Regions from separate parts of the Homo sapiens genome. Here all the other regions are linked to region 3. The links are chromatin loops, found by intact Hi-C in ENCODE. Cell type or tissue: A673. All regions are shown on one strand.

Region 1 (8,000 bases), 64 kb after region 3:
CACAGCAGAGTTTCCAGGGCTGGGGATGGTAGACATCGCTAAGCTCCTTTTGAAAAGTCTGCCCACCAATACTTCACCAGGGCTTGAATCATTTTATCAACTCCATGGTAAGTAAAAGAATGAAAATCTCAGAAGAATGACAACTTTAGGGATCCAGAAAGTACTAAACAGCTATCTGGGTGCCCCCAGAACCTCTCAAGGATTTCACAACCTGTATTAATCCAATCGTTTTTTTCTAAGACATATTTTTACCATTCTTGTAAGTTCTGAATTTTTTTTTTATGTCCTTTGGATGGATTTCACTCAAGGTGCATAGTTTATTAGTTGAGACAGTTTTGAAGTTTTTTTTGTTTTGTTTTTTGTTTGTTTGTTTGTTTGTTTGGTGGCAGCTTTAGCATGAAAATCAGCCCTGTAATTTCTCTGATATTCAGGGTCTCTTTTATAAGCAGGAGTTTTAATTTTTATGATAGCTACTTATGATGGCAGCAATAATGCAGAGATTAGCAACCTGAGACTCATTTTTGTAGGCATATCATTTGACGTTAAGGATCCCCTCTGTTTCTACAACACACTAAAATCACGGACTACTGCAAAAGCATACCTGACATCAGTCTAGATATTTACAATCTTATCTTTTGCTCTTTTACAATCTCAAGTGAGGGCAAATAATTCTGCAGATTAGACTGAATTAAAATGGGGAGATCTCCTTTTTATCATAGTTCATGTTGAATTGTAACAGCATGCCCAGCTTAGTATTTTCCTTCAAAATTTTTGGCATAGGAACCATCAGCATAGAGCAACAGTTCTGGATTGGTGAATAGAATTTCTTGTAAATCCAATCTCGGAGTCAAATTTTGAGAAATCAGTTTAACACAATTATACATCTCACTTTTGTTGGGTAAAGGTAAGATGGTAGCAGAGTTTAAATAAAGAATTGCAGCAAAGAATATGCAGATTTGAAGGTGATAGGAGCAGAATCACATAAAATGTTATCCTGCTGGCTGAGAAATGCTGGGCACAGTCACGATTTAGCAAGCTTTCTACAGCATGTGAAAGGTGTAGGCATAAGTTATTGCTTTGAACAAGTTCTGAGAAAAATTGTATAATTTGGCACCTGCAACTACTGCCTTTAAACAATTTGGATATGCTGTAGCAACCAGACATAACTGTACACTATACTAATCTACGGGCCTATTTTTTCCTACAAGTTTTTGAATGAGGACCCCTAGAGTCTGATTGTTTCATTCATGAATAAACAATGTGAATGGTTTAGAATAATTGGAGAGTCATAACACAGGAGGATTTTGCAAAACCTGTTTTAGTTCAGTAAGGGCCTCCTACTATTTTTCTTTCCAAAGAAAAGGGTCCCGATTGCTATTTTTAGTTAGTTCATGGAGTGGAGACGCCAACGTTGTGACCTGGTCTATCGTGAAATTCTGAGGAATCCTCTGAGTTGCCTTTTAGTCACAGGTCTAGGATAATTTTGAATAATATTTATTTTTTCTGGAGACAGAAAGATTACTTTTGCAGAGAAGTCGTGACCTAGATAATGTGCCACTTCTTGTGAGAATTGAAGCTTATCTCAAGAGGTCTTATGGCTCTTATAAGCTGGTTGTTATACGTATTTGGTCAATTTGTACGTCCTCTTTAGATGAAGAACAAAGAAGCAAATTACCTACATATTGAATCAAGGTAGAATGTCTGGGAAACTGCAGTGTTCAAATCTTGATATAAAATTCGTGAGAAATATGAAAGAGCCTTTAATCCTTAAGGTGTTACTGTCAAAGTACATTGTTGATTTTTCCAAGTGAAAACAAACAAATACTAACACTCTTTTTGTCTACTGGAATGCTAAAATATATATACAAAGTATAAGTCTACTATTGTGAACCACTCAGATTCAGTTGATCCCTTTGACAACGAAGTGTTTGGATTTGGTATCACTGGGAATCTTTTTTTTTTTTTTTTTTTTTTTGAGACAGAGTCTCACTCTGTCGCCCAGGCTGGAGTGCAGTGGCGCCATCTCGGCTCACTGCAAGCTCCGCCTCCTGGGTTCATGCCATTCTCCTGCCTCAGCCTCCCGAGTAGCTGGGGACTACAGGCGCCCACCACCATGCCCGGCTAATTGTCTTTTTGTATTTTTAGTAGAGACAGGTTTCACTGTGTTAGCCAGGATGGTCTTGATCTCCTGACCTCGTGATCCACCCGCCTCGGCCTCCCAGAGTGCTGGGATTACAAGCGTGAGCCACAGCGCCTGGCCGGGAATCTTGACATATAATTTTATTTGTAGCTCTAAAGCCCTGTACAAATCTCGGTCCCTGTCCATGGGATTTCTTGACAGGTAAGATAAGAAGGTCACAAGGACTAGTACACGAAATAATTACTCCTTGATTTATTAGGTCCTCTACTCTTAAAGTGAGTCCCTGATTTGCTTCAGGTTTCAGAGGGTATTGGGGTAACTTACAAAGCAGTTTAGGCCGGGTGCGGTGGTTCACGCCTGTAATCCCAGCACTTTGGGAGGCCAAGGTGGGAAGATCACCTGAGGCTAGGCGTTTGAGACCAGCCTGGCCAACATGGTGAAACCCCATCTCTACTAAAAGTACAAAAATTAGCCAGGCATGGTGGCGCATACCTGTAATCCCAGCTACCCAGGAGGCTGAGGCAGGAAAATCACTTGAACTCGGGAGGCAGAGGTTGCAGTGAGCCGAGATCACACCACTGCACTCCAGCCTGGGCAACAGAGTGAGACTTCATCTCGAAAAAGAAAATAAAGCAATTTAAAAGGGTCAATCACAATTTTAATGGATCTGATGTGTTTGATCTTTCCCACATCTGTAGAGTAGAAGCCCATAGAGTATCAGGAATTTCAGAAAGATGTATGTCTATACATTTATGGAACTTAATAGTTTCCTTAGGACAGCCAATTTGGGCCTGGAGAACCCACAAGGTTTTATTGTCTGATAAATCTTAGATTTGTAGGGTCATTTCTCCAGAGGATAACTTTATTGAGCCTCCTATTTAGGAAAACAGGTCTTTATGTAGGAGATTCAAAGGAGCAATATCACATAAAAGGAAGGCATGATTCTCAGAAAAAGGGCCAAGGGTGACAGTTGAGAATTCTGTTAAAGGAACCCTTTGAACTTGATTTGAAACTCCTGCCATTGAGATAACTTTTATTATCCTGAGAAAGTTCTTGATATATCATGGTGGACTCTAAAGTAGAAAGAGTTGTTCTGGTGTCACAGTACAAATTTCTTCAGTTAAGTTTGTTTTCTCCTCATTGATTTAAAGGAATTATTGGAAGCAGCTTACTGGGCAATTCCTTGGAACCCTATCAACATTAAGAGTTGTTAAAAGGATGTGGGGGTTGTTCCAATTTCCCCTTATTTAGCAACAGGCAGTCTTTTTGCCAATGCCCCTTCTGCTTCCAGTAACCCTAAGCATCTTTATCAATGGAGGCAAAATTGGGAACAAGATTTTTTAAAGATAGGCCAAATTCCCTGCAACTGTTGTAATTGTAGAGTCATTGGTTTGTTTACCTGATGGCTTCTTTTTTTTTAATCTAATATCCCTTCAACATGCTCTACTAGATGTTGCAGTTCTGTGAGAATTACCTCTCATTTTAGTTTAGATTTCTTCAGTAAGTCACTTATTTCTGTATGCAATCCAGGAACAAAATGGGCTAGTATAGCCACTTTATCGTCCTGGCCTTTAAAGCCAGTATTATGTGAAAACTGTCTACAGATGGGCATGATAATCTGCAGCAGATTCATTTTTTATAAGGTTAGATTATGACCCAGCCTATTCTCATTGGAAGTGCTTCAGTAATAGCGTCTAACAGTTGTTGGCCCATTTTTCTGTCCATCTGCGTTTCTTATTTAAAAGCATGCTTAGCAGGAGCCTCAGTATATCCAGATGTATTATCTCAATGGGGTTTTTCTAGCCATTTTCAGTTACTTCCTGTGCATACTATCACATGGAAAAATTGGTACAAATTAAAAGCATGGATTATAGACCCCCTAAAAAATTTTAAATTCTTCTATAAATTTGGTTGTATTTTTTTAATATCACAAAATCTTTTATAATGGCTCAGAGTTCTGTGTAAGATCAAGGTTTAAATTCAGCTGTAACAGGTACTCCTGGCTCATTTGAGTGTCTAATTTTTTAAAGGAAGCTGGTGTGAAGAGGTTTAGGTGGAAAAGCCAAAACATTAAAGGAGGTTCAGAAAAATCAATTACTGGAGGATAAAATGAAGCAGAGGGATTCACAGAAGGGTCTATAGAGTCAGGCTGAGTTTTAGCTTTTAAATTATTATTTGCACACTGGTAGACATTATTTTGGAGAGGTTATTGTGAGTCATTCTGTCTATTAAAAGCCTCTGCCTACCAGTCCAAGACTGCATTCCATTGTCTTTGAGAGCTTCTGGGTCATTTCTTTTCAAGAGTGCTTTCAGAATGAACTATTTTGTCTAAGTTGAAGATCACCCAAAGCAGCCACTGCAGCCTCACATTGACCTTTATAAAGGTCACCAATTTTTCACACACACAAAAAAGACACAAGATCCTGATCCATAGCTGTTATAAATATAGGAAGCAGGGGGTTCAGACAGATGTAAGGAAGGGATTATGGACCAGGTGGAAAGTATCTTTGCCTTGGATTTCCTCAAATGAATGTATCTATAGGGAACCTTGTACTTGTACTGCTGTCCAGAAACCCAACGGAATGGCAGGTTGTCTCCTGTTACAGACACAGGGAATAATGGGTTTTCTCCTCTTGCAGATGTAAGGATGACTTATCAAGAAACTTTCACACAGCACAGGTATGCACAACAGAGTTGAAGAGCTTGAAATGCAGAGAGTACATCTTGGATCTGAGAGTACCCTTGAGCTCCGTGTTCAGCAAGAAAGCAGTGAGCGCCATGGGCTCTGTGGTACTGGCATCAGGTTACTCACCTGTCTTGGAGCTTATCAACGATCTACTTTACATCTCATATTTGATACCAGAAACTGCTAAAAATAAAATCAGATCAAGTAAAACAGGAATAAAGGGGTTTATTGTGCCTACGGCATCAGGTTACTCACCTGCCTTGGAGCTTATCAAGGATCTAGTTTACATCTCATATTTGACACCAGAAACTGTTAAAAATAAAATAAATAAATAAATAAATAAATAAAAATAAAAAATGAGAAAATAAAGTCAGATCAAGTAAAACAGGAAGATAGGAGTTTATTGTGCCTACCAAAGAACATTTCAAAAACCAAGAGATTTCAAACTGAACGTGTTAAGAAGCTCATCTCACAAGTGTTACAGCACAGCTTATAGGTTTATAGCATCTGTGAGAAAGACATTGAACTCTATTGTAATTGGCTACGATAAATTTGTACCCCTTTTAGGGCACATAGAGCTGTAGGAGCTTATTTTTCTGTAGCTGATTGACTCAACTTTATCATACTGACATGGAAGAAAGGCTTATGGTTTGTTTACGGTTAGAGCTTGCATTTCAGAGAGATCAACATAGCTCACATTTTGTTATGGTTATGGTTGGTTGTTCTGAGTGTATATCCAAACTGTGGCCTTCGTTTTCAATTTTTTTTTAACATCCCTTAACAATGAGATGCCATGCAGAGAGAGAAAGAGAGAGGCCAAGGAGCAGTGAGGTGCCAGATTTGTGAGGGACCCTTCTTGGAGCTTTCAGGCAAGGCAAGCCTCCAGCTGAGTACCACACAGTGATCCAGTTGATGCCACTTGGAGCAGAAAAACTGCCCAGCTAAGGTCTGCCCAAACTTCTGGCCCACGTAACTGTGAGGTATAATAAAATTGCTGTTGTTGTAAGCCACTAAGCTTTGGGGTAGCTTATGTCACCACAGTAAATAATCCAAACATTCTCCTCTAAACTTAGATTGTCTATAGGATTAATGTGACAAGTAATAAGTTATAGCCTTGTGACTTGACCTCCACTGTTGGCTTAAATTTCAATTTAAATATTTTATTGTTATTCAGTTTGTTGTATGAGTACATCTTCTGTCCCAGTGAGATTACAATACTTTTTTATTACCTACAAATAGTCTTATATATAGTATTTTTGGTGAACTCTGCTTTTATTCTTTAGAAAATTAGTATAGGAAAAACTCACCTTTTTTTAACCGAAATTTGTGTTGTGTTTATATAATGCTACAAACATCTTTATTTATTTTTCCTTTTAGTATATGAGCCATCATTGAATAAAAGTGAGTGACAAGGTGATGGGAAAATGTGGAAATGAGAGTGGGAATGTGGATGTAGGTTATCTCTTATTAAAAATAATATTTGATTAAAAATCACTAGAGAAAAACATATGTCGGCCACTGAGTGGTATATAAAGTAATAAAATAAAGGTGAGAATTTACAAATGATCCATTAGTAGAAAACAAACAATAAAAAAAACCAAAAATACAAACACAAGTCCTGGGATAGTATAGCCAAAATTCTGTGATGACCCCCAAGATTACTGACTTATATAATATATATCATATTTTATAATATATATCATAACTTATATAATTCATTCCCCTTGAGCATGGAAAGGCCTGTGAATATATTGGGGTAGTCACTCCTTGATTAGGTTATATTTGATAAGGTTCCATTTTAGCCAGCTGGATGGAGAAATTCCTAGTGAGAGAGATGCCCTCATGCTTGTCTGGAAGAAGTAAATACCCACATTGTGAAATGCCTATGAAAAGGGGTAACCTTCAAAAGCTGAGCACCTTAGTCCTACAACCCCAAGGAACTGAATTCTGCCAACAACTAATGAACTTAGAAGAGGCCCCCAAAGTCTCAGATGAGATCACAGCCTGAGCTAACACCTTGATTGCAGTCTGTTGAGACTCGAGCATAACACCCAGTAACTGTGCCTGAACTCTTTACTCATAAAAACTGTCAGATCATAAATTTCTGTTGTCTAAAGCCACTAAGTTAGTGATAATTTGTGACACAGCAATAGAAAACTAATAGAGTATGATTCTACTTATACTGTAAAAAAAAAAAAAAAAAAACTAAAAAATGGTTCTATACTTGAACAACTTCAAGAATGAGTGTGGAAGGAAAAGAAGAAACCAGGTTCCTTGATGACATTATTGAACTGAGCTGCCAGCCCTGAGATGCTTACTTCCAGACCTTCTGTAAAACAATAATAATAATACCAGTAACTGTTAGTTACAGCATTGTTATTTGGATTTTTGAATAACGGACAACTGAATGCATTCATATTTGCTCTAGGACTTTCTGTGGCCTGCCTTAATTTAAATAAATATAAAGCCTTGTGCTATGCCTTAGAATTGCCATTTGAAGTCTCCACACGGAATTCTCTTTCTACCTTCTAGCTTTAATGGCTCATTCTTGCTATAAGAATAATATCCAGTATCTAAGGTCTTTCATTATGTGGGCCTTAAATAACTCTTTAACTTACCTTTCAACGTCTTCCTGCACCCAAACTCGAATTATCAAGAGATACTTGAAGTTCCTGCAAAGTCGGCTGTCCTATGTACCTCATTGATTTTACCTCTGATTATTTTGTTTCGTCTTCTTTTTTACATTTTGGCATAGCTTTGCCTGAAGCTCTGATGACTAGTTCTCAGTTCAATTCCTGTGCACCCTTCCCTTTGGAAAACTTTTCTGATTGTCCTTCTTCAAGAGCTTCTTCTCTGGCTTCCCCCAGCATCTTGCATACATCCTTATCCCAGCTCTTAACCCATTATGCTATAGTCATTTTTATCTCTATCAATTAACCCCCAAATGCTGAGGCAGTGTCTGGGTTACCTTTGTGTCCTATGTGCCATGGTATCCAGCACACAGCTGTCATTCCATTGTTATTTCTTACACAGAAGGAAATAATGAAATTCAAAAGCCACAAACAGGTATACTTTGAAAAGCAACCATCTCCTGGAGTATCTTTCATCGAGCTTCCCTGCCTAAGAGATAACAGTTATCAGTTGCACCTTCTTCCAGAGATCTTCCAAATCTAT
Region 2 (8,000 bases), 87 kb after region 3:
TGCCTTTTTGTATCAGGAAGTGAACCTTGAAATCACTGCAACTCGCAAAAATCAGAGGCCTTTATTATCATCTATATTAGCAAAACTGGAAAATCCTCAGAGCCCATTTTCTCTTCATGTTAACTGATGAATCAGGGTGTTAAATGGGTGCTTGTGTGACTGTCAGAGGCTAGCTTACATAGTTGTGTTATACATGGGTGGGAAGACATAACACATAATTCAGTTAATTTCCCAAATATAAAAATAGGACAAATGCACATAATAGCATATGTATTTCTTTTTTAATGAACTAGCTGTTCAGGTCATTGATTTCCATTGTCTATTTAGTGTTCCATAGTAACATTTCCCAATTTGCCTTTTGTCTTGTGACATTGTTTATAACCAAAAATCATTTTGGTTTTTAGATTAACCAGTCTTAAAAAAAAATCTTATGCTTTTGTTTAAAAAATATAAAAAATAAAGATATCTTATGTTTTCTTCTAGTATTTTTTTGCTTTGTCTTCTTATGTTTGAATCTTTGATGCATTTGCAAACTTAATCTGATAATTATGACTCACTTTCCTTTCAAATTTAACCATCCTTTATTTCAGAATTTCACATTGCTTCCACATTTTTGTCAATAAAGTAATCCAGTCATTTAAATGAATTACTCATGTATTATTTTTAAATATTCTGTACTGTTTCTCTTATTTCAAACTGCCTCAAAGAAGTGACAATGTCTAATTAAAGCTATGTGGAAGGGTGGCTAACCAAACACACAAACAGAAAAGGAAAATTAAGTAATCTGAATATTTAGCCTGATGGAAGTAAAGGTTTCATAGCTGAACTGAATCTAACGAGAATCAGTTTGTGTTTGCATTTTAGAGACAAAGCAATTTATATAAGGTGAAATCAGAGATATAAAAGTCCTTATACATGAAATTTTATCTCAAGCTTTACAAGGAGGGAGTGGGGAAGGGATGAGGAAGGACATTTTTCACAATAATGATGTAAAAGTCTTAATTTGTATTCAAGTGTTTGAATTTATGCAGTTTTATCTCCAAATAGAGTCAATATATTATGTTACATGGCATTTTAACTGTTTTATTTAAACATTTAAAGGAATAAATTTTAAAAGTTATATAAAACTTGGCCAGGTGTGGTGGCTCACACCTGTAATCCCAGCACTTTGGGAGGCTGAGGCAGGTGGGTCACCTGAGGTCAGGAGTTTGAGTCCAGCCTGGCCAACATGGTGAAACCCTGTCTCTACTAAAAATACAAAAATTAGCTGGGTGTGGCAGTGCATGCCTGTAGTCCCAGCTACTAGGGAGTTTGAGACATGAGAATCATTTGAACCTGGGAGGTGGGGGTTTCAGTGAACACCACTGCACACTAGCCTGGGTGACAGATAAAGATTCTGACTCAAAAAAAAAAAAGTTATATAAAAGTAACTAGTCTCTATAATATAGTTTGGCTGTGTCCTCACCCATATCTCATCTTGAATTGTAGCTCCCATAATTCCCACATCATGGGAGGGACCCAGTGGGAGGTAATTAAATCATGGGGGTGGGTCTTTCCCATGTTGTTCTCATGAAAGTGAATAAGTCTCATGAAATCTGATGGTTTTACAAAAGGAAATTCCCCAGCACACACTCTGTTGCCCACTGCCATGTAAGACATCCCTTTGCTCTTTCTTCATTTTCTGCCATGATTGTGAGGCCTCTCCAGCTATGTGGAACTGTGAGTCCATTAAAATTCTTTCCTTTATAAATCACCCAGTCTTAGGTATCTTTATCAGAAGCATGAGAACAGACTAATACAATAAATTGGTACCAGTAGAGTGGGATGCTGTTGTAAAGATACCAAAAATGTGGAAGTGCCTTTGGAACTGGGTAACAGGAAAAGGTTGGAACAGTTTGGAGGGCTCAGAAGAAGACAGGAAAACATGGCAAAGTTTGGAACTTCCTAGAGACTTGCAGGACACAGAAGACAGGAAACTGTGGGAAAGTTTGGAATTTCCTAGAGATTTGTTCAATGGCTTTGATCAAAATGCTAATAGTGATATGAACAATAATGTCCAGGCTAAGGTGGTCTCAGATGGAGATGAGGAATTTGTTAGGAACTGGAGTACAGGTGACTCTTGCTGTACTTTAGCAAAGAGACTGGCAACATTTTGCCCCTTCCCTAGATATTTGTGGGCCCTTGAACTTGAAAAAGATGATTTAGGGGATCTGGCAGAAGAAATTTCTAAGCAGCAAAGCATTCAAGAGGTGACTTGGATGTTATTAAAAGCATTCAGCTTTATGTATTTACAAAGATATGGTTTGGAATTGAAACATGTTTAAAAGGGAAGCAGAACATAAAAGTTTGGAAAATTTGCAGCCTGATGATGCAGTAGAAAAACAAACAAACAAACAAACAAAAACATTTTCTGAGGAGAATTTCAAGCCAGCTGCAAAAACTTGCATAAGTAATGGGAAGCCAAATGTTAATCACCAAGACAATGGACAAAATGTCTCCAGAGCATGTCAGAGACCATCCCAGCAGCCCCTCCCATCACAGGACTGGAGGCCAAGGAAGAAAAAATGGTTTCGTGGGCTGAGTCAAGGGACCCCTTCTCTGTGCAGCCTGGGAACTTGGTGTCCTGCATCCCAGCTGCTCCAGCCATGTCTAAAACAGGCCAAGGTACAGCTTGGGCTATGGCTTCAGAGGGTGCAAGCCCTAAGCCTTGGCAGCTTCCATGTGGTGTTGAGCCTGCAGGTGCACAGATTCAAGAACTGAGGTTTGGGAACCTCTGCCTAGATTCCAGAGGATGTATGGGAACGCCTGCGTTTACACGCAGAAGTTTGTGGCAGGTAGGAGCCCTCATGGAGAACCTCTGCTAGGGCAGTGTGGAAGGAAAATGTGGGGTTGAAGCCCCCACAGAGTCCCTGCTGGGACACTGCCTGGTGGAACCGTAAGAAGAAGGCCAGCGTCCTCCAGACCCCAGAATGGTAGATCCACTGACAGCTTTGCACCATGTTTCTGGAAAAGCCACAGACACTCAACACCAGCCCGTGAAAGCAGCCAGGAGTGGGGCTATACCTTGCAAAGCCACAGGGGCAGAGCTGCCCAAGACCATGGGAACCCACCTCTTGCATCAGTGTGACCTGGATGTAAGAGGTCAGGAGTCAAAGGAGATCATTTCAGAGCTTTAAGATTTGACTGCCCTGTTGCAATTTTGTCTTGCATGGGGCCTGTAGCCTCTTCATTTTGGCCAATTTCTCCCATTTGGAACAGGTGTATTTACCCAATGCCTACACCCCCATTGTATCTAGGAAGTAACTAACTCCCTTTTGATTTTACAGGCTCATAGGTGGAAGGGACTTGCCTTATCTCAGATGAGACTTTAAACTGTGGACTTTCGAGTTAATGCTGAAATGAGTTAAAACTGGGGGACTGTTGGGAAGACATGATTGGTTTTGAAATGTGAGGGCATGAGGTTTGAGAGGGGCCAAGGGTGGAATGATATGGTTTGGCTGTGTCCCCACCCAAATCTCATTTTGAATTGTAGCTCTCATAATTTTCACGTGTCATGGAAGGGACCCCCTGGGAGGTAACTGAATCATGGGGGCGAGTCTTTCCCATGCTGTTCTTGTGACAGTAAATAAGTCTCATGAAACCTGATGGTTTTATAAAGGGGAGTTCCCTGCACATGCTCTCTTGCCTGCCTCCATGTAAGACTTCCCTTTGCTCTTCCTTCGTATTCCAACATGATTGTGATGCCTCCAGCCATGTGGAACTGTGAGTCCATTAAACTTCTTTTCTTTGTAAATTACCCAGTCTCGGGTGTGTCTCTATTAGCAGCCGGAGAACAGAGTAACACACTCTAAAATTAGATATTTATCCATTTATAGTGTTACTAATATCCTCATTTCTGTTTCATTAACTGTTGCAGAGAAAACATACTTTAGTTTTACCAGCATGGTGGGTGCTCTATATGTCTTCTTGAAGATGTGGCAAAATAAAGAAATAAATAGCAACATTGTTCTAGGTTCTGATACAAAGCAGCTTTGTTTTTATTCTGGACAATTAATGGTTGCTAAACAAAGTGGTTAAGTAATAAACCCAGGCATAGTTATTTATGGAAACTGATAACCAAAAGGGAAAGGCAGATAGATTAGCTTCCCTCAATGAAGAAAATTAGCAAAAGTAAAGAGGTCATGAAAAACAAAAACAGAAAAACTTCTGCCTGGAGATGAGACAGCTTTGCATATTCACACTGGTAAGAGGATGTTTGGAGGCAGCAGTTTTGAGACTCAGCACTATCACTTACTCTTTTGTGAAACCGAGAATAATCACTTAACCATTTACTTACTTTACAGGAGTTTCCTTTCCTGTAAAGTAGGTAAATAATACAGTCTGCTGGTGTTGTACAGTTCAAAAGAAAAGTTTTGGCAGTGCTACAAACTGTAAAATAAAATATGTGAATATTTGTTGTAAAGATTGTTGTTGGTGTTGTTACTATTGTTATATATTATATGAAAGTAATATTTTTTCCTTGACTAAAATGTGCAAAATGAATCCATTTGGAGCTGTGTCTTATTGTAAAGCGCAGCTCAGGAAGGACATTACCAAGTCACTCTAATGAGTTAATGAACAGATTTTAATGGCAAAACTTACAAGGTATGTGTTCACAAAAAAGAAAAGCATGCATTTCCCAATGCCTCCCTTGATTACACAAAGAGGCATGGAAAGTCAAAGTGCTCTATTAGACACCCAGTGTGGGGTCACCATTCAAGGACCCCATCCCACGGTTGATAGAGATGAACATTTTTCACAGGAGAATCAAAGATGGCTTACCAGCAGGCAGTCTGGATTTCAGCCACCAGCCACATTTTGGAGTGGTAGAGAAAACTATCCAGGTTGTGACCTTGGTATCCATGGAAAGCTAGATTTAGGCACAGCCGCCTTATTGGAAAGGCGAGGAAAGAAGAGTGAAATTCAGTGCTAGAATAAGGAAAATTGTGTGAAGTTCAAATTACAAACAGTGGAGTCCCTACCTTCATTTTATGCTGTTGGACAAATATTCCTCTCCCACCCTCAGAGAAAACTGGAGAGGGTAAAACCAAGGGTCTTTAGTCTTAGAACTTCAGACTTGATGATACGGGTACCCAGGACTGGATACATAATTTGTGGAACCCAGTGCAAAATTAAAATGTGAGTCCATCATTCAAAAATTACTAACAATTTCAAGATGGCAGTAGCAGATAATGAAATTAAGCATGAGGCCCTTCCCAGCATAGGGCCCAGTGTGACATCATGGGGGACTGACCATATAGGAAATGTACTGAAAATAAAAAGACTAGTGTTTACACACGCAATGAATGCTGAGTACTGAAGCCTTTATTAAATGACCATTACCTTTACTCTTGAGAGAGGACGTTGAAGGAATATTTTCAAGTGCTTATGAGCAGCCCAAGGGTCCTCAAAAGCATGTTACTTAAGATAACCTTCAAGTGAAGTTCAAAGTCAAAAAGTCCCACACACTTGCTCAGAATGATTAAAATAAACTTTTAATCTCCTTAATCATAAACAAAATGAACAACTAAAGATTGCCAAACACCCCAAACAATTATTTAATATGGAAAGAGAAACCAAAACAGAAGACATGATTTGTTAGTAATAAATATACAGAGAGAAGAAATTTTACAAGAAATTATAATAAAAATCCTGACAGTAAAAGATTGCATTGCAACTATGAAAAGAACTATGATGAGGACATCCAGGAGAAAAAAGGAGATCAGATTTTAAAACATCATAAGATAAATGAAATAGACATTTCAGAAAATAAAGTTGAGGAAGTCTCACCGAAATTAGAACAGAAAGGCAAAGAGATGGCTATGAGAACAGAAAAAAGGCAGTATCAATGGGTTAGTCCAGGAGGACCAACATCCAAATAACAGAAATTCCAGAAAGATAAAGAAAATGGAGGGACAAAAATCAACAATGAATAACTCAAAAATTCACTAAACTGAAGGCAATTCAAAGTGAGGCCTTCTGCAAGATTCTCAGCAAAATGGATAGAAATTAAAATGGCTTCAATTTCCTTAATGGAAAAGAAACACCTCCAACATTCTGAAAGAAAATGTTTCCAACCTAGGCCCTATTGAAATGTCAGTTAAATATGAGGATAGAATAAAAACATATTAAAGTATAAACTGTCTCAAAAAAAAATTCCCATGCATCTTTTTTCTCAGCAAGCTCCTGGGGAATGTATTCCCCAAACCTGAGAGAGTAAATCAAATTAAAGAGAAGGCTATGGGAATAGGAATCATCTTATGTTGAAGAGAGATGCCAGGATGATAAATAGGCTCCAGAAAATAGGGCACATTCAGCTCACATTGGAGCCATGTGACTTGCTGAGGGCTCCCCTGTGCATGCCTCTGCCTTTGTCCCTTGAACCTGACCTCATGATTCGCTAGGACAAAACAAGGCAAAACATCAGATAAGAGGATGGGGCCAGAAGCAACAGATCCAAGCCAGAAGAGAGGCAGAGGGAATTCAAAGCATAACAGAAAAGGAAAGTCCTAGAATGACAGCTCCATTTCTGGCCTAGAATGCAATCAGTCCAGACCCTCAGAAAGGGGCTTTCCAAGAGACTGTTTCCAAGAAAATAATTGAAATGTCTGTTTAGCTGATGTGATTGACCTTATTGAAAAGTGTACTTAAAGGCTGTTGAATGATTGGGGGTGTGCAGAGGAAATAGCAATAGAAGTACACAATAAGAAAAAGCATGAAGATAAATAAAAGGGGGGAACAAAAATATTCATAATAAACTAAAATTATCAGCTGTGAAAAATAGTTCCATAGGCCAAATACTGTAAACATTGAATATTGACTTAACAATAGAGCATAAGGTCAAGTGGAATATATTTTATAATACAAGGAAATAATTCAACATTAAGAAATATATTCATGCAATTTGCTATTTTATATTAATAGAGAAAATGTGTAATTATCTCCATATATGCTGGAAATATATTTGATAAAAATTTAACATCCACTTTTTATTAAGGTTACAACAAAAACTATTCAGTAAGCTAAAAATAAAAGGAAAGTTCTGTCATATTATTATAGTATCAATCAACAACAAAAACATATTTAAGGGTAAAATACAAGAGAAATTCCAATGAAAGTAAGATACAAAATGAATCATACTGTTACTGTTCAATATATTTTAAAGGGTATGAAATATTCTTGTTAATTTTTTTTTCTACTCAACATGTAAACCTTGATCCTATGATTTGGAAAATTTCCCACAAATAGAAGAACTCTGAATTGTGGAAAAACACACTTTTCCCAATTTCCCTTGCCACTTTGGCATGTGCATACGACCTGGGCTTAGCCAGTCAGATATTCAAACACAACCTTGAATTGGAAATAGTGCAATGGAGCAAGGACAGAAGAGAAGCCACTATGGCTTCCCAAGGAACAAAAAGGCAGTATTGTGGTGCTGGGAATGCCAGCTGTTGTTCAATAGCAATAGCAGTAATATGTTCACCAGATGGATTCATTTTGCATTTGGTTCTGACTGCTTAGTGTACTTGTTTTCCAAATGTGGTTCAATAGTTTTCCTTTGAACTACTTTTTATGTTTTGTCAAAATTAACCAGAGTCTGACTTATCCTATTGTTTAAAATCAAGTACTATGATCATTACATGGAAGTCCTGACAAATAAGAACTTAAATAAGATATTAGAAAGAAACCTAAATCTTCATTAATTGCAACTTATGTGATTTCCTACATAGAAAAGCCTGGAATATCAGTAGAAAAACTATTGGAATAAATGAAATAATTTAAGAAAGTGGCCAGTTATAAGATAAATTTACATCTTTTTAATTTACAGAAATAAATGACAAATACTTATTTTAAAATTCCTCTAACAAAGACAAAATAAGGGTATACTTATGAATTTGTTTAACTAAAGTTGTGAAGGAAAAGTTAAAATTTTCTAAGATCCAATAAAATGGAAAGATATT
Region 3 (8,000 bases):
CATATGTTCCTTCTACAATTATAGCTTGCCTTTAACAGGACTTTAATTGTAATGCTTATTAGTGCCAGGGCAGAGGAAGGGTGTCTCCTAAAGGACAATGTCCTAAATTTTCCTGCCATTAGAGGCGATTTGGGGAGAAGAAAGGAAACCAGGAATTATTTATAAAATACTCATGTTTTTCTTAATGTCAGCTCTTTGAATAGCGATTTATCTTAGTAAAAAAGCAATTAAAAGTATTAGGCTTCTCTCAGGTAGCTTGAAAAGGCCAATAACACTTACTGATAGAACCTAAGAGGTAAGATTAAGTTACAAAGTTTTCATTATTTTCTCAAATAGTGCCATTATTTTGCATTCTATCACAGATGTTTCAGGAGACAGAAGCCCAAAAAAGGTGTCTAGCATTTTTTCTAGTTACTTTCATGGAATGATTTTCAAAAGAGTATTTTCTAATGGGGTTATTCCTAAACTAGGCAACTATACACAAAATGTAATTTCTTTTCAAAGAATGTAATTAAATTGTTAAACCTAAAAAACAAAGTACAAGCTAATGAAAAGTTACGAGTATCTTCATATGTATAATGCAAACATGCCAAAAACCATCAAATGACAACTCCGTTTGTCACTGCTCTTTCTTTATGAACATAAGCTAAACAACAAGGTAACAAAAGTATAAATCATCTTAGGAATGCTGAGTCTGTTACAATCTTGTTATTTATTAAATAAATGTTTTTTGTTGTTGTTGTTTTCTTCAAATCAAGGAAATATCTTACCTTTACACTCCCATTACTACTGTACCAGGTCCAATTTAAAGGAAAACAATTTTGACATTTACATGTCAAGACAGTAGAATCCCCTACGTAAGAGATCAATGGCTTGTTTTTCCCATGAAGTTCAGGGACTGAGAATAAAATAGAGAAATGTATGTTACTGAAAGAATTTAGGTAAAGGAAATGTATTAAATGTGCAGATATTGTCTCCTTTCATTTTTTCATTACATTATTTTACATACTTTCAGTTATATATAAATGAAACTAATTTATAGTAGTTAGGGTGTAGTTAGTAGTAATAATAATAGTAGAGAGATTCAATATAATTGTCTCCAATGTATAGAAATGGAAGGTCTTCTATTATTGAGCCTAACAACAAAAGTATTGTTTCTTTTTGGATAAGTTACATGTTTTGGGTAAGAAAGAAGCTTCATATTTTCAAACCCCTGTTCTTTCTTCCCGCCTACTAAGCTACCTTAGAGTAATTACTTTCTTCAAAGTTTTGACCTCAGGTAGCATTTGAGTGAGAAGATAAAATTTCCAGGATAGGAAATCTTTAGTTGATACGAATTTATGAAAGGCCAGCAAAGAGTTAGAGAAAGTGGGAACAAGGAACAAAGGAAAATTAACAGAAAGAGAACAGTGTAAGAAAGAAAATAAGATTTAAAAATGCTTTCATGTGGTTTTGTAAAAAATATATATATACTAATATCCATTATGATAAATTTCCTAGTCAAGGAAGTTTGAAGTAGATTCCATTAGAAACAGAATACAAATGGGCACTGAATTTAGAAAAAAAATGTTTTAAGGATGTAAATAACTTGGTATATTAAAAGATAAGAGCATAAACAGTACAATGAAAAGCCTACAGGTGCAATCAGTTCCTTCTGATTGACCTTGAAGGATGTATTATAGAAGGTACACTTACACTGAAGATGTAGACTCAGCAACTAAGATTATTTTGCTAATTTTTTCTTTTACTTTTTGGAATTTTAGCAGGTTTTATGCTTCTTTTGGTTTTGTGTGTCCGTGTGTGTGCACATGCGTGTGTTTGTGTGTTTACTTTTTTCATTTATATGTTTAGTTTGCCAGTAGGGAAAGAATAGATGAAATCATGTCAACTAAAGACCTGCAGATAAGCAGAGATTGGAGCTTGGCTAAAATAGGGAATCTTTGCTGAAGCCACAAGGTTCCCTACAACCCGAGAGGAAGAGCAGCCACACTTCCTGAGTTCCATCTGAAGAGGCACAAGATGCATTAGTGCATTACTAGGGCAATGACCTCTACAGCCCTGTTAGGCTCACCTTAAAACAAACGCTGCTTTGGAGTGCAGGTTTTGCATTAGACACTAAGTAGTTAAGGACACAGTTTCCGCTTTCCCAGGTTGTTTATCTCTCAGATATCCCATTTCTCAATCTCTACATGTTTCGTTCTGGCAATTGGGTCACGCTTTAGCAGGAAAATATCCTTCCTTGACTAGGAAATTTATCATAATGGATATTAGTATATATATATTTTTTACAAAACCACATGAAAGCATTTTTAAATCTTATTTTCTTTCTTACGCTGTTCTCTTTCTGTTAATTTTCCTTTGTTCCTTGTTCCCACTTTCTCTAACTCTTTGCTGGCCTTTCATAAATTCGTATCAACTAAAGATTTCCTATCCTGGAAATTTTATCCAGGATAAATAGGTTCAAAATACCAAAATTTAGCCACAGGCTAAGAATAAAATGTGGAAGAAAGGTAATTCTTGGGGGAAAACCCGGCAGAATATACACTGCTTTTCAGTATTCCTCGAAGAGCCACCTGCTTGGGAAGCATACTGGAAGCTGCAAGGGGCTTTTCAAGAAAGTTGAGTATTCTATGAGATTTGATGAGGAACACATGACTATGTTATTAAACCATCCCAACTAAATATTAAGATCAGGCTGTAAATTGCAGGTAGCTGACAATGACTGAGTGACAACATGGAAAAGCTGAAACCAAAATTCTGTTTTCTTGCCATCTCTTCAGTTTTCTTGATTATCCCCTAGACTAACGACTAAAATACCATAAACCATGCTTTTGTTCTGCTATATATGGCTAATAACAGCAGTGTGGATTTAAATTATAAAATGCACTATGTTCAGGGAACATGACATTTGTTTGAACTATTCTGGGGTTTGGGGCCACAGCTTATATTTTGAAATATTTATTAATATAAGGACAGTGAGACAGTATTCTAATGTGCCCTGTTGACCTTTTAAGACTTTGCATAAAGTCGGATGCATAAGAGTGCTAGGGTTGGAATAAACCAGGTTTGAAGGTGGTGAAATTGCTGATTCAGGCTAGTTTCTAGGAAGATGGGGTTTGGATATACCCAGTGAAAGTAACAGCTCTCTGGAGTTGTAAAATTGGAGACTATATTTGTATATTCATGCACTAGAACAAATTGGCCTAAATGTCATACTGGTTCAAAGACTTTTAGGTATCACCAAATTAGGAAAAAAGATTACTCCATGTAGTAAAAGAATGCTAACTATACTTCAACACTGGGATCCAGGGCTGAAGTCCCAGCTGATTCTACTATGCTACCTTTCCATACTTTGAATTTTTAGATACTTCCAGGAGAAGACAGATAGTTGAGCTATGACAGGCTTCACTACATTTGGTAGTATCAAAATCTCATCATGACTTCCAAAAAGTTCTTGTTCTTTACCAATTAAATTTCTTCATACTTTCTACTAAGATATTTTAACATTGATAAATATTATGGAAGCTTTCAGCAACCACTCAGAATGTTTGATCCACTACTGAGAAACACTATAGACCATCACTCATCTTTCTCCTTCTCGGGTGGCAAGTTATCAGCAATATATTAGCAGTCACAAACTTCCAGTGTACACTTTTGCTGTCTCCTCTGTCCTAGCATCAACAGTGAAACACATAAAGTCAGCAGGTTTTTGTGCATTGAACTAATCAGTAATCTTGAGGGCCTTTTACAACCTTGTAGTAGTAAATCAACCAGCACCCTTAAAGACAGCAGCAGGGACTTTGCTGATGAATTGTTCTGAAGACTCAGGCTCATGCACTATAGGTGGCTCATGTAGTCAATGGCAGAAAAATTTATCTTTGGCTCAATTTAAAATAGAGAATAAAACAGCCTTTTCATCTACATGCAGTTGTAAGTATTCTAAGAAAAGATAATTCTTCTTCTTAGGAAAAACCATTAAGTAAACCATAAGGAGAAATAATATAATAGGACATTTATAAAAATATACACCATTTTATAAGCCTTTCAGAACTATTAAATAACTATAATATGAATAATGTACAGATGTCTTTAAATACTACTCAAGTAAAATTATTTCTCTAAGCAATATTCAATTTAGATGAATTATAGAGAATTTTTATTTTACCAAGGAAGATTTGAAAGGACCCAACTTATTAATTTTATAAATATCTTCAAGATATAATACATACTTAAAAGTTACGTTAATGTTAAATGGGCATTAAAAACAAATTAGCTAACCTACACTGCTTCAAGACAACTAGAAAAGAAAAAAAAGGAAGTATTCAGTGATTCTTTGCTTTCCTTAAAGCCTTGATTTAAATCCTAGGCCTTGAGTCAATGCTGCTGACACCAGCCAAAATCAGCTTAGTCATCTCAAAACAGCTGGAGAATCAAGAGGCCTTCCGTGTGAATACTTGCAATTCAGTGTATTGGTATGTTGAAAAGTAAAATGCTTGTTAATCTTCACATTAGACACAAGAATGATCACTTCCACATAATAATTTAAGTAATTATCAAAACTAATGAGAAAAATGTGTTATCTTCAATATTGAAAGCAGGTATTGCTAGTATATATTTCCAGAGCACAATGTCTTAGAAAAAAAAAAAATGAAAACAGTGTTTAAAGTTGAATATCTTGGGAGCATTTTAAGTCACAAGATTCTGTGAGCATTTCCTCAGAATTTGTAGGCCTTCTTTACATATTTTTTGAAAACTCAATAAAACATGTTCACTGAAATTTTGTGTGTTTAATATTTTTTGCTCACTGGGAAGAAAAAGAAAGAGAAAGGGAGGAAAAAAGGAAGGAAATGAACTCAAAAGGTGGGAGGGAAGAAAGGACAGAAAAAAGGAAAGGAAAAGAGAGATTAAGGAAAGAGGAGGGGAAGGGCAGATGGGGCAGGGGAGGGAAAAATGAAATGCGAAAGGAAAAGGAAACTGAAAGGAAATGTATATGGTGTTATCCAGTCCTTCACTAAGTTAAAGGCAAATGGAGGGAAAAAAGTTAAGAAAGAATATACATGACTAAAATAATCAAAGAATGATACTAGTTTCTGCTTTTGGAGAGACCAAGATATATAAATACAAGAATTTATTATATTCACCACACTGGAACAATTACAAAGCCATAAAAATAAAATGACTCTGTGAGTGCAGAAGGGATGCAATGAGGGACAAAGGAGTGAACCATTAGATCATGGCAATGGTGAAGCAAGCCATTCTGCTGTTGATGGAGCCTTGAGAATAGCATCCACATTCTGTCACAGCAGACAGTCGGGCTTTAGGAGTTTTAGGAAAAGTTACAATTTTCATGTTTCCTGGGAAATTAGTGCAAAGCAGAGTCCAACGTAGTTAATAGGGCAACAGATTGCATTTCCCAAATACCAGAATGATATTATGGTTCACTAATCACCACAAAATACTGGGTTTTTCAAAATGATAATTATCTAACTCAAACAACTAGTCTTTATTATGAGATTGAGACCTCCTTGAGTTTTGGTTTAATGATGGTAACAGTAAAATATTTTAATTCGTTTGTTTCCAAGGAAAAGAAATGTGGATGATATTCTGGGGCTTGTATATATCTTTAAACCTCCTTACTTTGTGAAATAAAAAGTAGGCAACCCTTTGTGCATCTCCATATTATTTTTAAGTTTTATGGATCCTAAAATCCCATGTCCTGGAGCTATGGATATAGAACATCAACCCACACTCTCAGAGGCTGGGACCACAATAACTTAGAGATGTGGAAGACTATTATAAAAGCTAGGAATTTAGAGGGATAAATAAAGAAATTCAGGCGACTGATATAATTCACTAATAATGTGGTAGGCTGGCCTTTTGAACTAAAACCTGTGCTTTAAATTGAGGAATAGAAGCAGGAAGGAAGTGGACTTGCGGGATACAAGACCATTTTCAAGGCTGCCTCTTGTGGCTCTGGAAAGCATATGACTTTCTTTCAGCTATATTATGTTTACTATTGTAAAAATAATTTAAAAATTACAGGATTGAGAAATCTAAGAACATAATGCTGAAGTTATTAACTATTCCTCAAGTTATTAATACTGACCTTTGAAATTAAATGTTCCCCTTCGTTCTTTTTCCTCTCAGAAGAAACAAGAATAACTTCCCATTTGTTTGCTGTTAATGATGGTGAACCTAAAGATAATTCAAGTTATTAATATAGGCTTAGTTCTCAAAACCTTCTTAATGAAAATGAAAAGACTTAGCCATTAATCAAAATTTAAAAAGAGAAATAATTCTGTAAATATGCAAATTAGAATATTAGCATAACATTCAAGTGGCTGCAGAGGAAAGAATGCTCAGTCAGCAAAAGTATTTAGAATTAAGCTACTTTTGGTGAGCAAGGTAGGTTAAAATTTGTATACTCACCTGTATTGGGTATATAAGGTGCTTCCTGTTGCACTGACAAGATAATTATTCTCAAGTTGTTCACTATCTTTTTTCCAAGTCACATTTACTGCATTCAAATCCCCGGATGTTGTGAACTGGCATGTGAGATTTACATCAGAAGGCCTTTCTAAAGTGATGTTTTTTTCTACTGGCATACTAGAATGTTCTATTAGCACAAAAGAGGACAAAATGTGAAAGTTATATTCAGAGGGATCTAATATATAAAACCTTTTAAATTATTAACAGTAGTGTTTTATTGACAATTTCTTAATGTAACATTCATTTGAAGAATTATTCCTCTATCAACATAGTTGGTTCCCTTTCTTATTCCCTTTTATATGCACACCTAAAGTTTTGATCCAACATTAACACAATTTAAAAAAAACCTAAAGCTGTGATAGTTATCTCCTTAAGCTCTGTACTGAGCAGAATATAGGGTAGAGAGTACCCTATAACATGTGCCATATGCTCTGACAATGTAAAAACAGCATAACTGTAAATACAAACACACACTCATGGGTGAGAATGGAATGCCTGTTTCAATAATTTTGAGTAATCATGTTGTTGGTAGTTATTATGAGAATGTTTTGTGTGTAACATGGATTTGAGTGATATATTATATTCTAACCATTCCTAGTCTTCTTCAGAACCTGTAGGGACTGGATATAGACATAGGTACAGGACAGAGAATTTAAATAAGCATCCAGTAGTTCTGAATTTTAACTGAATTTCAGTATCAGTATGAATTCATGAGGTGTTTATCTTTTTTTCTGACTTTCAAAATAGATATTTATTTTGGATTGATTAATTGATTATCATAAGAACACTTAACATTAGATCTTCCCTCTTAGCAAATTTTTTAAACTTGTACCTAAAAAGTAGTCTGAAAGGTCCTCAATTTCTCTTCCCATCTACAGGTGGGAAGAGAAGGAGCTAACCCTTAGAGAAGCTTTAGGGAAGTTGAGGTGTTTATCTTGAAAACAATACACACACACACACACCAAACACACACACGCACACACACACACACACTGAAGGGGTCCAGAATATGCCAGGATAGCATACAAATTATTTTGAGCAGAAGGCATTCGAGTTCCCAAAATAGCTACTCTGACTAAAAGCAGAGCCTTTCAAAGGAACTCCAAAAAACCTCCACTGTCATAAATCCCCTCCCTAGGAGCAATAGGGAGAATGGACACTGAAGATGAGAAGTCTTCACACCATACCTAAACAGACACTGTCACAAAACTATCATATCTTCCACCTGTTATCTAAAGGGCTCATTTATCTTTCCTAAAACTCATTTCACTTTTCCATAAGTGGCCTTTCTCCTCCTCTCCTTACCCTACTAAGATGGTATATAAGCCCCCACTTTTAACTGCCCCTTTGAGCTACATGTTTTTCTAACTTTTGTCCATATGTGATTAAATAAGCTTTTTGTTTTGCTAATCTATCTTTTGTCAGTTTAATTCACTGAGCCTGAAATTGCCGAGAATTATAGAGAAAAGGTTCCTCCCTGACAGTTTGGCAAGGAATATGGAATGGTTAAG

Evidence for each region. Hi-C counts contacts between places; a loop is a spot of excess contacts. Peaks named below come from ENCODE experiments on the same cell type or tissue, not always from the same donor. Only the 100,000 strongest peaks of a DNase experiment are listed, where the experiment ranks them.
Region 1: a loop joins it to region 3, with 2.1 times the contacts of the local background. A loop is called at or near these places in 7 of 110 quality-filtered maps.
Region 2: a loop joins it to region 3, with 5 times the contacts of the local background. A loop is called at or near these places in 7 of 110 quality-filtered maps.

The regions. Positions count from the first base shown.
Region 1 is chr1:121,491,375-121,499,374 of GRCh38, reverse strand. No RefSeq gene overlaps it. Among named protein-coding and RNA genes, the nearest start is that of SRGAP2-AS1, 97 kb to the right of the region's middle. In A673, no CTCF peak of the experiment used is centred here; no DNase peak of the experiment used is centred here.
Region 2 is chr1:121,467,995-121,475,994 of GRCh38, reverse strand. No RefSeq gene overlaps it. Among named protein-coding and RNA genes, the nearest start is that of SRGAP2-AS1, 74 kb to the right of the region's middle. In A673, no CTCF peak of the experiment used is centred here; no DNase peak of the experiment used is centred here.
Region 3 is chr1:121,555,126-121,563,125 of GRCh38, reverse strand. It overlaps the pseudogene EMBP1. Among named protein-coding and RNA genes, the nearest start is that of SRGAP2-AS1, 160 kb to the right of the region's middle. RefSeq lists a silencer at 4,348-4,548 and an enhancer at 4,204-4,705. In A673, no CTCF peak of the experiment used is centred here; a DNase peak (open chromatin) is centred at 4,415; H3K4me3 peaks cover 269 bases; H3K27ac peaks cover 734 bases.